Linked DNA regions of Homo sapiens: region 1 is linked to region 2. The links are chromatin loops, found by intact Hi-C in ENCODE. Cell type or tissue: GM12878. All regions are shown on one strand. Links, peaks and the distances in the headings refer to the core of each region. The heading gives the core; the rest is flanking DNA.

Region 1 (5,386 bases), core at 109-5,108, 380 kb before region 2:
ATATGGGTGTTTGATTCACCTGAGAAAAAACGGTAAAGTTCATAGATTTTGTGGAGGTGGAGGCCCTGAGGAAGTACTCACACCATGCAGTGACTGTGCTCAGTACTACCTGTAAGTCGATGCATCTAAGCCTTGGCATTTGTGAAATGGGTACTGTGATCATTATCCACATTTTACAAATGAGAAAACTGAAGCCCAGATGGATTAAGTAACTGGCCTAAGGTAATACAGTAAGAAAAAGGCAGGGGCAGGACTTGAACCCAAGGCAATTTACTTCCAGAAGCTGCACCTTTAAGTTCATGGTTAAGGATGATGTTCCTTGACCATTACTATGATAATAGCAGGGTTATCATGGCCAACAGAGACTATTAGGCATCCTGTCCCATTGACCTCCGACATGACTCAGTTCCTTAGTTGAGTGGGTGTGTGTGAGTGTGAGTGTGAGTTTGTGTGCTTATGTATTGAGTGATGGGAGCAAGGGGAAAAGGTTAAAATGTAGAGACCACATTCCCTGAAGTGTTATCCAAGGAAATAACCTCCCACTCTTTGCAATCAAAGCAGAAGCTGGGTCTGAGTCTCGGGTCGTGGTTTGGGTCTTTTTCCAGGACCTGAGGCTGTTTCTAAATTAGACTTTAACTTACTGACCATCAAATAAGCACAAAGCAAAACAACTTTTTGATGAGTTAAGTGTAAATGAGTCAGAGGCAGACAGATTAAATTTTCCCTCAAATGCACATGGGTTAAAAAAAATTATAGTCTCCAGAGAGGCTGGCTCCTTGAGGACTGAGTTTTTGCCAAGTCAGCACATCGGAGGAAGAGTCTGTGACTCTCTGCCAAACCCCAAGCACCACTGGCCTCCTCGCCTTGGCTTCTTGCTGAACCCAGGAGGAATCCATTTTCCTAAATCCTTGCTGTCTGTCAGAACTGAGGGCCCATTTCTGCGCAAATGATTCATTGTTATAATTTGTGCCACTCCTCACAGACTTACGGACTTTTTATTTTTTACACCAGCTCCTATGTAGTATTTCAAAAGTCGCCTTTCTGTCCCTGTATCCTTGCTGCCCTTCTGCCATCTCTTTGCCAACAAATTCAAAACAGGAGTCAGCGACAGGCGTTCTTTGAGTCTAGCCCAGAATCTCACTCTGCCTCTGGCAGTATATTTCTGACAGGTGCAGAACAGGCAGGAGAAATGACAGCATCATGCAGAATGCAAGCAAATATGGCACTGTGAATCATCATTTCTCCTGCTCGGATCTGTCTGGGTTATAGTGAAATCATCTTTTGGGACAGTTTTTGTTCTTTTACCCGAACAAAGAAATCACTTGTGGATATTATTCATCCTCCAATTCCTTTTTAAGAACACAACAATTAGAAAAGGATTAGAATAATTTTGAGTAGCTGGATACTTCTCATTCCAAGTTTTTGTGGTAAAAATGTGTTCTCCATTGCAGTGTGGCTATAAAAACAAAACTGCAGCAAGACCATTGATGTGTCTCTGAATATTAGCTGCAGAGGGCAGCGGGATGACATTTACAGGGAGCATACAGGCTGACTGACGGTTGAAAACTGAGTGCAAACTGGACTACCTAGCCTTGATTTGTTAAATTGCAGGCAATTCTAGTTCCAAGGTGGGTGAAATGAACAATCTAGAGCCAGGAAAATAAACCTCTTCCCTTTGCAAAATGGCTACAGTTTCTAAAACGGAGCCTCTTGCACCTGCCAATTCCTTTGCATTTGGCTTGGGTTTTAATGAGTGCCCGGGGTGTAGTTGTCTCTCACAAGCTTTTTGCTGAGCATCCAGCTAATGCGTCAGAACTCCACTTGTAGAACTTCTGGCATCCCCACCTGCAATATTCCAGAGGCCTTGTCCGTTCAGGCACTTTTTGTTCTATGGATCCTGGAAGGCGCTTCCATCTGAGAGTGAAACAGATTTCAGAGAACATGCGCATCAACCCGTCGAACATTCTGCACGGTTGGTGACATACAATGGCTTAGAATAGTGCCCATTTAATGGCTTGCATACAGCTCACGAGAGGATTCTGAAGTGCAGCCTCCTTTGATACTGAGCTGTACGTGTGGAAGCCACAGTGAAGTTGAACAGCAGATGGAAAACTCCACCAAACCTTTTATTGGCCATATGTCACTTTTGAGTGTTGGCCAACAAACTAAATTTGCAGCTAATATATAATGATTTAAACAGCAAAAAAGAGCAGCTGCACTTCGATTTCTGATGTCTTTTCTCCAGGCTCCCCTAGCTTGCTGGAGTTTCTTGAGCTTTTTTACTTTAACCCTGTGCTGTCTCCCTGAATTTTCACCAGGTGGCACCATCTTCAGCACTACAGTGTAAGCTGCCTCCAACTTTGCTGGCTTAGCTCCCTGTTGCTCCTTTCTCATGGGCCAAGACTTCTAACTTTTTGCTATTATTATCATTATTATTCAATTTGATAAGAAATACCACAAAGCACAAGACTCTGGTATTTTTGTACTTTCACCCACTTGGCTATCTTCTTTTTCTCAAATCCTTCATAGGCACAGGGCCCCCTGTAGTCTCTTTTGGGGTGTCTGGACTGGCCTTCTGTTCAGCCTATAGGGTTTGTCCTTGGGGTGGACTGTGGAAGGGGAGCTCATTCTGCTTTATGAGGATATGACCTGGGATGGAGCTCCCCTGGGAAACTCAACTCTCTTACTGTCAGAATCATCTAGAAGGAAATGATTGATGTCAGAAATAAGGAGAACAGGCCACCTCCTGACTCTTAATTTTTTCTATCTCTTCCACACAATGCAATTGAAGTGGCAAGTCTTCACTCCTAGTGGCCATGAACATACTGGCTGGCCTAGTGCTTTCAGTCTCCTGGAAGAAGAGGTTCCTTGTTACAAAGTGAGGGTTATGCAGTTGCTTTTGGGGTCAGAGTGCTGGAAACAGCCAGGAAAGGAGTGGGGAACCATATGAATCTAAGCTTGCATGTCTGCCAACCACTAACTCAATAATTCAATTTCGAAATATATGATTGCTGAGGTCGTGTGATCATAAAATGGCCCTAAAGTTGTCATTGTAACCATCTCCAACTCAGGTTTCTGTGTATTAATTTTCCTGAAAAACTCAGCCACCTCCCTGAGGTTGTTCAAAAGACTTTGAATAGCATTGTGAATAAAAATTGTAACAGAGTACATCAAACTCAATGATTTCTATAACATCTGGAGCAAAGCACATTAAATGAAGAGTAAAATCCATATTCATCATGGGTGTTTGGGTTTGTTTTCTGTTTTTATAAAGAGATGAAGTAAGAAATATCTTTCCTGTAGGGATTTTTAGTTATCTGTTCCTATGCTACACTGGACACCTCACAGAAGAATTATAGCCTTGGTTTTTGTATTTGTAGGAGTTGGTTCTCTTTTTAGGTTGGATAGGTTGGATTAAGATTTTGTCCTGCAGCAACTTCACCTTGGGGAATTTATCCTACAGATAGAACTGCTGCATGAAATAACATGTGTACATAGTTAATCATTTCATCCTTATTTATAAAAGCAGGAGATTGGAAACAACCCAAATGTTTATCAATAGAGGACAAACTTACAATGCAACCATACATTGGAAAGAGCTCCAAGACATTTGCTAGTGCAAGTCAGGTGCAGAACAGATCGGATAGTGTACTATCTTTTAAATCTGTGTAATATTTGTTTGTATACACAAAGAAACTTTGGAAGGATACATACAGAAGTAAGCTGAGGGGACAGCAAGGACAGAGTCTATAGGAAAGAATAAGCCACTTGCTTCTCAGCCTCTCGGAATCTGGCTTTTGTGTCCATTGTTCCAAAGAAAAAATTCCCTACTGGCTCACCTATCATGTCCTAACTGCCAATCGTGAGCTTCCTTGATACTCCTGACCATTGCTGACCACTTGCTCCTTCACAGTGAGGCAACTCCAGTGTAGAATAATCAGAAATGCTGCCATTTGAAATTCTGCAGCTCTGCTGGTGAGCGAGCTGGTATTTCTGAGCATGCGCTGTCTTTGCAGAGGTTATCTCTTTTAATCATTACAACGGCCCTTTGAGAGAGGTACTATGGTTATCTCCATTTTCCAGATGAAGAAACTAAGGCTCAGAGAGCTTAATTAACATGTCCTGAGTTGTATAATGCCTGGATGATGGGGTCAAGATTGAGCCCCAGATGGCTAGTCTCCAATGCAAGTGTCTGAGCATTTTGTGAATGGGCAATGCAGCAACGCTCCATTTACTGCTTCTGTCTTCTCTTCTCACTCTGCTCTGGCCTATTTCTTCTTTTTCTCTTCTCTTCTTCTTTTTTTTTTTTGAGACAGAATTTCACTGTTGTTGCCCAGGCTGGAGTGCAATGGCACAATCTCAGATCGCTGAAACCTCCGCCTCCCAGGTTCAAGCAATTCTCCTGGCTCAGCCTCCCGAGTAGCTGGCACAGGCATGTGCCACGACACCTGGCTAATTTTGTATTTTTAGTAGATATGGGGTTTCTCCATGTTGGTCAGGCTGGTCTCGAACTCCCAACCTCAGGTGATCCACCCGCCTTGGCCTCCCAAAGTGCTGGGATTACAGGCGTGAGCCACCATGCTGGTCCTGCTATGGCCTATTTCTTCCACTACTCTTGTTGTTCATGTACTAACTCCTTTACCAGCTCTTCTTTTTTCTTCTTCTCAAACAAAGGTGTCTCCAAGGTCCGACCTTTGTTCTCCTCTCTGTAGTTACCCTCTCACTACCTTTGAAAATCTTTGACTCTCACCCAATAGGTTTGCCTTCTGAGTCCATGTCTGTATTTTCAGACACTCATTTCCACCTGCTTGATGGACATTGCCACCTGGACCTGCTGTAACTGGAGGGTCAATATTTCCCAAACCCAATACCTCATTTTCCTGCTCACAATTTGGTTCTTCTCCTTGTTTCCCTTTCCTGATAATACTACCCCCGAAACTTCCCATCCCTTAAGCTCAAAACCTTAGAGAAGGTTTTGATTCCTTTTTTCTCCCTTGCTTCCGATTTCCAATAATTGAAATATTATGCTGTTTTGGGTTCTGCTGCCTTCACGTGGCTCTGTTGCTCATGACATCTTGCCTCTCCTAACTAACCATCCCCCCTGTATGGGATGTTCTTCTCCTGTTATCTAACCAATAATCCTGATATAGTATGCCACCCGTGAGATCAACGTGAGGGGAACCTTCAGATGTGGAACACACAAAAAGACTTTCTGAATGGAAAGGCCAGGAGCATGAGTTATTATAAAGCTGCCAATCCTCCTTAAATTATAATTTTAGTGAGTCCCCAATAAAAATAGCAGCAGGTTTTAAAAACTATTTTTCTGTAACCAGACAAGCTGATTTGAGAGTTCTGATGGAAAAATAAGTATACTAGAATATCCAGG
Region 2 (5,386 bases), core at 217-5,216:
TTTTAAAACTTTTAATGAAACTATATAAAAATCATTATTTCAGAAATTTTTAGAGAACTTTGGTCTTAGTGTGGTGTAGATGAGGTTGAAAAATTACCCAAATCAATTTACTTAACCATTACCACTCCATGTAAACTTAGGCATCCTTAGGCTCTGATCATCAAGATTTGCTGCTAAAGTGTAAATGAACTTAGGGAAACACAATTCAGTAGCTCCTCTCAATTTTCTTGGACATCATGAACATGTCATTTTACTTGATTTGAAATGCTAACATGAAACATAAAAGAGAGTGGATCATTTCAGAGGAAAAAGAATCACCTCTTGACAGCCAGATGATAAAATGCTATAACAATAAAAGATTAGATCACTTCCAATTCTCTTTACAAAAAAACCCCTGAAATGTATAGGATATAATTTTAATTCTTTAAGCAGAGTTTTCCATTTTATTTCAAAAAGGAAAGCTTATGAAGAGTGAGTATGGATATCGTGAGCATCACGGTATTAGTTAATGGTCAGGGTGCTTTGAGGTAGCAGTACGTTCAGGACAATTTATCATGTAATAGTTATAGGATTACAAAATGGGCACTTTTTTTTCTTATGGTGATTTGTTCCTTCATTCATATTATGTGGGCCATTTTAAAACAACTTATATAGTGTTCTCCTAATATCTAGAGGAGAGAGAGAGAGAGAAAAATAGAGAGAAAGAGAGAGAGAGAGGTCCAGAGACAGAGTGAAAAGGAAAGCAAATGAGAAATCTAATTAAATTTAATGGAACATTTCCAAGAAAAAGATACAGTCTTTAGCAGCATCTGCAGTTTCAATTTGCGAACTGTAGGTACTTACATTGCCAGGAACTTACTTTTCTTTTCTTTTTGTTTTATGATTTGTCATTAATGCAGAGAGAAATAAAACAGATATAAGTATTTGTCAATTTCATGCAAACCATTTCAACTTACATAGAATGTCATAGAATGTATGCTTAATTACATAAGCAACCTTTGTATTAAAAATATCACTTTATTACCCTCCATAAACATTTATGAATCTCTTTAGTTTATGATTAAATTAAGAGAAAATGAAATGCAGGAATAAACTACAAAGGATTTTTTCCTCATCTTTTAAACTGACTTCATTAAAACTGTAATTTAGTGCTATGTATAACAGCAATCCAAGAGTAGAGATGGGACAAATTTATACTTTTATTCAGTCAAATGTTGAAAAAATAGTGTTTGACTTTTGATGAATATTTAATATGCCAGAGAGCTCTCAAGATCCCACTTTAGCAGTGAGATCTGGGGCAGTTTTCAGCAGAGACTGAATTTCTGATCTGGCCTCCTGAGTTCCCTCTACCACTTTTCTTCCTCTCATATTCCTTAAGTTGCAAAGAGGCAGAAAAATACAACATCCTTTGCCCAAACAGTCTTTCACATGTGCCCCGTAACTGAGGTAGATTAGGACAAGGGCTCTGGGACTGAAGCAGTCTTCATTCTGGAGAAGAAGCAGGCTGCCCTTGATTGGAAGCCATAGGAGTGTGGCTATCCACTGAAGGTGTTGGTTCCCTGGTAATGGCCTTAAGCCTTGAGAGCTTGATAGAAAGCCAAAATGCTTCGTAGTGCAGCACAGACTTTGGCCCTGCACTTTCTCTCTTACCTCTTGATAGCGTAAGTCAATGTGCGTCAAGAACCCAGGAATTTCCTGGGGAACTGGTCTTAGGTATTCCTGTACTTCAGAAGAATTGGGAAAAAACACTGGTTGGAAAGGCCTGTTGTGATTAAGAGGTGATTCTCTGCTTGAAGGAGGAAATGAGAGAGATTGGGTAAAAAATCAGGGAAGAATGAATTCTAGATCCCACTGCCAAAAATTATGAAAATTATTAAGTCATGTATTACATTTATTCAATTATTTTACAAGGGTAAGTACAAAGGGCACAAGTTTTGATTTTCGGCTTAGCTTTGACCTCTAAACAATTCCAACTTTCAGTTTCCTCTTCAGTAATGTTGAGATAATGTTTAACGTGAAGTTTATTGTTAGGGGTAAAGTAAATGATGTTGGTAAAAACATCGTGTAAGTTTTATAAAGTAAAACCGTAAAACCCTAAATTAAAGTTAGATATTACCAAAGTCCAGTGCCCAATTGGGTGGCCATATCAGAATCACTTGGGGGTGCTTTGATCTGCCTCCCTTCTCCATTACAATAAGCCCCTCTAGTTAGTGTCCCCCTCTCTCCATTTAGTACCATTGCTCTCCTGCCCCACTGTTGGGCTGTGTCCCATAGGTGCTTCAGAGTAAAAGTAATTGCCTTCAACTGTGCTAGAAAGTGTGGGCCTTATATTTATCCCGAGTGCTTAGGACAATGTTTAGCTAAATATATATTTATTGAATGGATGGCTTGAGTGGTAACACAAAGATGCTTACCAGAAAAGTGAATGTATTTTTACTATTATAGAACCTTTTTTAAAAAAAACTTTAAGTACAACTTGATTATAGCTCTTATACAAAACTAGAATAGGATAATTTTTTGCTATGTTCAAAATGTAAACCTCTCATTTCAAAATCCAACAGTTCTTACTGGTAAAATACAAGAATCCTTTTTTTAAAAGAAAATAAGAGCCATGGATATCAATCATCAATTGCTACTGTTATTTACCGTTATTTTGAAGGTGTTAATCAATGCAGTAAGACAAGATTTTTTTTTTGAGACAGGGTCTGGCTCTGTTGCCCAGGCTGGAGTGCAGTGGCATGATCATGGCTCCATGGCTCACTGCAGCATTGAGCTCCTGGGCTCAATCAGTCCTCCCACATGAGCCTCCTGGGTAGCTGGGACTACAGGCACATGCCACCACATCCAGCTAATTTTTTGTAGAGATGGGGTTTGGCCATGTTGCCCAGGCTGGTCTTGAACTCCTGGGCTCAAGTGATCTGCCCATTTTGGCCTCCCAAAGTGCTGGGATTACAGGCGTGAGCTGCTGTTCCTGGCCTCAAAATATGAATTATCATGTATATTCTGAGATTGGCAGCAAAAACTCACTATTTAAAGTGATGGTATACATTAAAACTATACAAAATATTTTAAAAATATAAAGTGATGGTATATATTAACACTTAATGCATAGAAAGACATCCACTGTAGGCTGGGCATGGTGGCTCATGACTGTAATCCCAGTACTTTGGGAGGCTGAGGAGGGAGCATTGCTTGAGTTCAAGAGTTTGAGGCCAGCCTGGGCAACTTACTAAGACCTTATCTCTACAAAAATTTTAAAAAAGAAAGAAAGATATCCACTATATACTGACAGATAAAAATAAGCCATAGAAGAGCTTATTTCATGTGCTTCCATTTTTGAAAAACAAAAGCAAAATGAGGACTGCATATATGAGCGCATATGTATGTGTGTCTCTGTAAAGCTATATATCAAAATATCAAAAATCCCTGGGTTTTTGCAACAGATAATTTTCTTTCTTTTACACACCCCCATGTACTGTGAAAAGGTTTTGCCTTCATTAAGAGTGATTAATTTTATTAGCAGACAACTTAATCTTTATTAAGAAAATCTGAAGCCTTGTAAAACTTTTCAAAATATTCCAACATCAGATGGTAAATACACACAGAGTTAAACCTCCCTATCTCCCCTTGCCCTGAAAAAGAGAGAGAACTAGGCCATTGTTTAGTATTGGACCTAACCATACTTTTTATTTCCATTATTGATTTGGATATTGCAGGGTTTTTTGTGGTTTCTTTTGCCAGAATTATCTATATAATAATATTAATTTTCTACTTTCCTTTATGTAAATGCAAATTCAAAGAACAGGAACTGTTTTTCACAGTCATCATTTTTCTCTGCAGGAGTTTCTGGAAATTGTCACAAATTGGGTTGCTACGTAGTGGGTTCCTTTCATTTTTTTTTCCACAGGAATAGTGATGCACGTGAAAGTTTGCATATTGCACAAAAATATGTTATTATTGATACTGTGGCATAAATCACAGTTAGAGCCTATGTCATAAATTTAACTATGCAAATGTGCACCTTTATATTTAAATAGCAAACTTGTATTTCATGTCTTAGAAAAAAAGCATGAAAATGTTTTTATTGATTTTACAAAAGGCCCCAAAGTACAATAAAATGAATGTATAGCCTATAAAAATATAATTTCACCCATGCCATATATTGCAGTGATCTAAAATTAATGGGCTAGCTCGAGTAACATTAAGCACTTGATTAACAACATGTACACCTGCTATAGATTATAGAAATTCTTTTGGAGGGTTATTTCAGTGGATCGTGTCTTTTTGAAAAAGTCGTACGTGGAAATTTGAAATAAGCATATTTTTGCTCTTAATAAATAAATACATTTTCACATAGAGCTATGTACAAAATCTTTCCATCTGTTTTTTTGTATAAACACCTACACACTGCATTTACATTACAGTTCACTATTTGTGCTGTACATTCTAGGAGTTTGGATGAATGCATAATGACACGTATCCACTATTATGGTATTATACAGAGCAGTTCCACTGCCTTAAAAAAATCTTCTATGTTCTGATTACTCATCCCTCCTTTTTTCCCCTCTCAACCCCTGATCTTTTCACTGTGTCCCTGGTTTTGCCTTTTCCAGAATGTCATATTTGGAATCATACAGTACATAGCCTGTTTATATTGGCTTCTTTCACTTAATAATATATATTTAATTTCCTCACATGTCTTTTCATAGATTGATAGCTCATTTCATTCTAATATTGAATAATATTCCATGGTCCGAATGTATTATAGTTTATCCATTCACCTACTGAAGGACATTCTGGTTGCTTCCAGGTTTTGGCCATTATAAGCAAAGCTGTATAAATATCCATATACAAGTTTTTGCGTGGACATAAGTTTTCAGCTCCTCTGGGTAAATACTAAAATGTGCGATTGTTGGATTGTATGGTAAGCATATGTTTAGTTTTGTAAGAAAACAACAAACTGTTTTCCAAAGTGGCTGTACCATTTTGCATTCCCATCAGCAATGCATGAAAGTTCCTGTTGCTTCACGTCCTTTCCAGCATTTCTTGTTGTCAGTGTTCTGAATTTTGGTCATTCTAATAGGTGTGTGGCAGTATCCTGCTGCTTAATTTGCATTTCTTTGATGACATATGATGTAGAGCATCTTTTCATATGTTTATTTGCTATCTGTATATCTTCTTTGGTGAGGTGTTTCTGAAGGTTTTGGCCCATTTTTCTGAGGGGCAAGGAATGGGGAAGAGACATTAATGCTGTGTCACAGGCATCCATCAGCCAAGTATGACCATCAGTGTCTGGCTGTAGGTAAAAATCATTGGGAAAATGTGTTTCTATAAGCAAGAAAAATTAAAGCTAACATAAATTTCTGAATAAAAATTTGGCCAAAAA

The links. Hi-C counts contacts between places; a loop is a spot of excess contacts. Peaks named below come from ENCODE experiments on the same cell type or tissue, not always from the same donor. Only the 100,000 strongest peaks of a DNase experiment are listed, where the experiment ranks them.
Region 1: it touches region 2 in a loop (2.4-fold over the local background); 6 of 110 quality-filtered maps call a loop at or near these places.

What each region holds. Positions count from the first base shown.
Region 1 is chr15:48,082,153-48,087,538 of GRCh38, reverse strand. No RefSeq gene overlaps it. Among named protein-coding and RNA genes, the nearest start is that of SLC24A5, 36 kb to the left of the region's middle. In GM12878, for the core only: a CTCF peak has its summit at 2,313 (motif pointing right); no DNase peak of the experiment used is centred there.
Region 2 is chr15:47,702,028-47,707,413 of GRCh38, reverse strand. It overlaps a transcript of SEMA6D not described here. Among named protein-coding and RNA genes, the nearest start is that of SEMA6D, 13 kb to the left of the region's middle. In GM12878, for the core only: no CTCF peak of the experiment used is centred there; no DNase peak of the experiment used is centred there.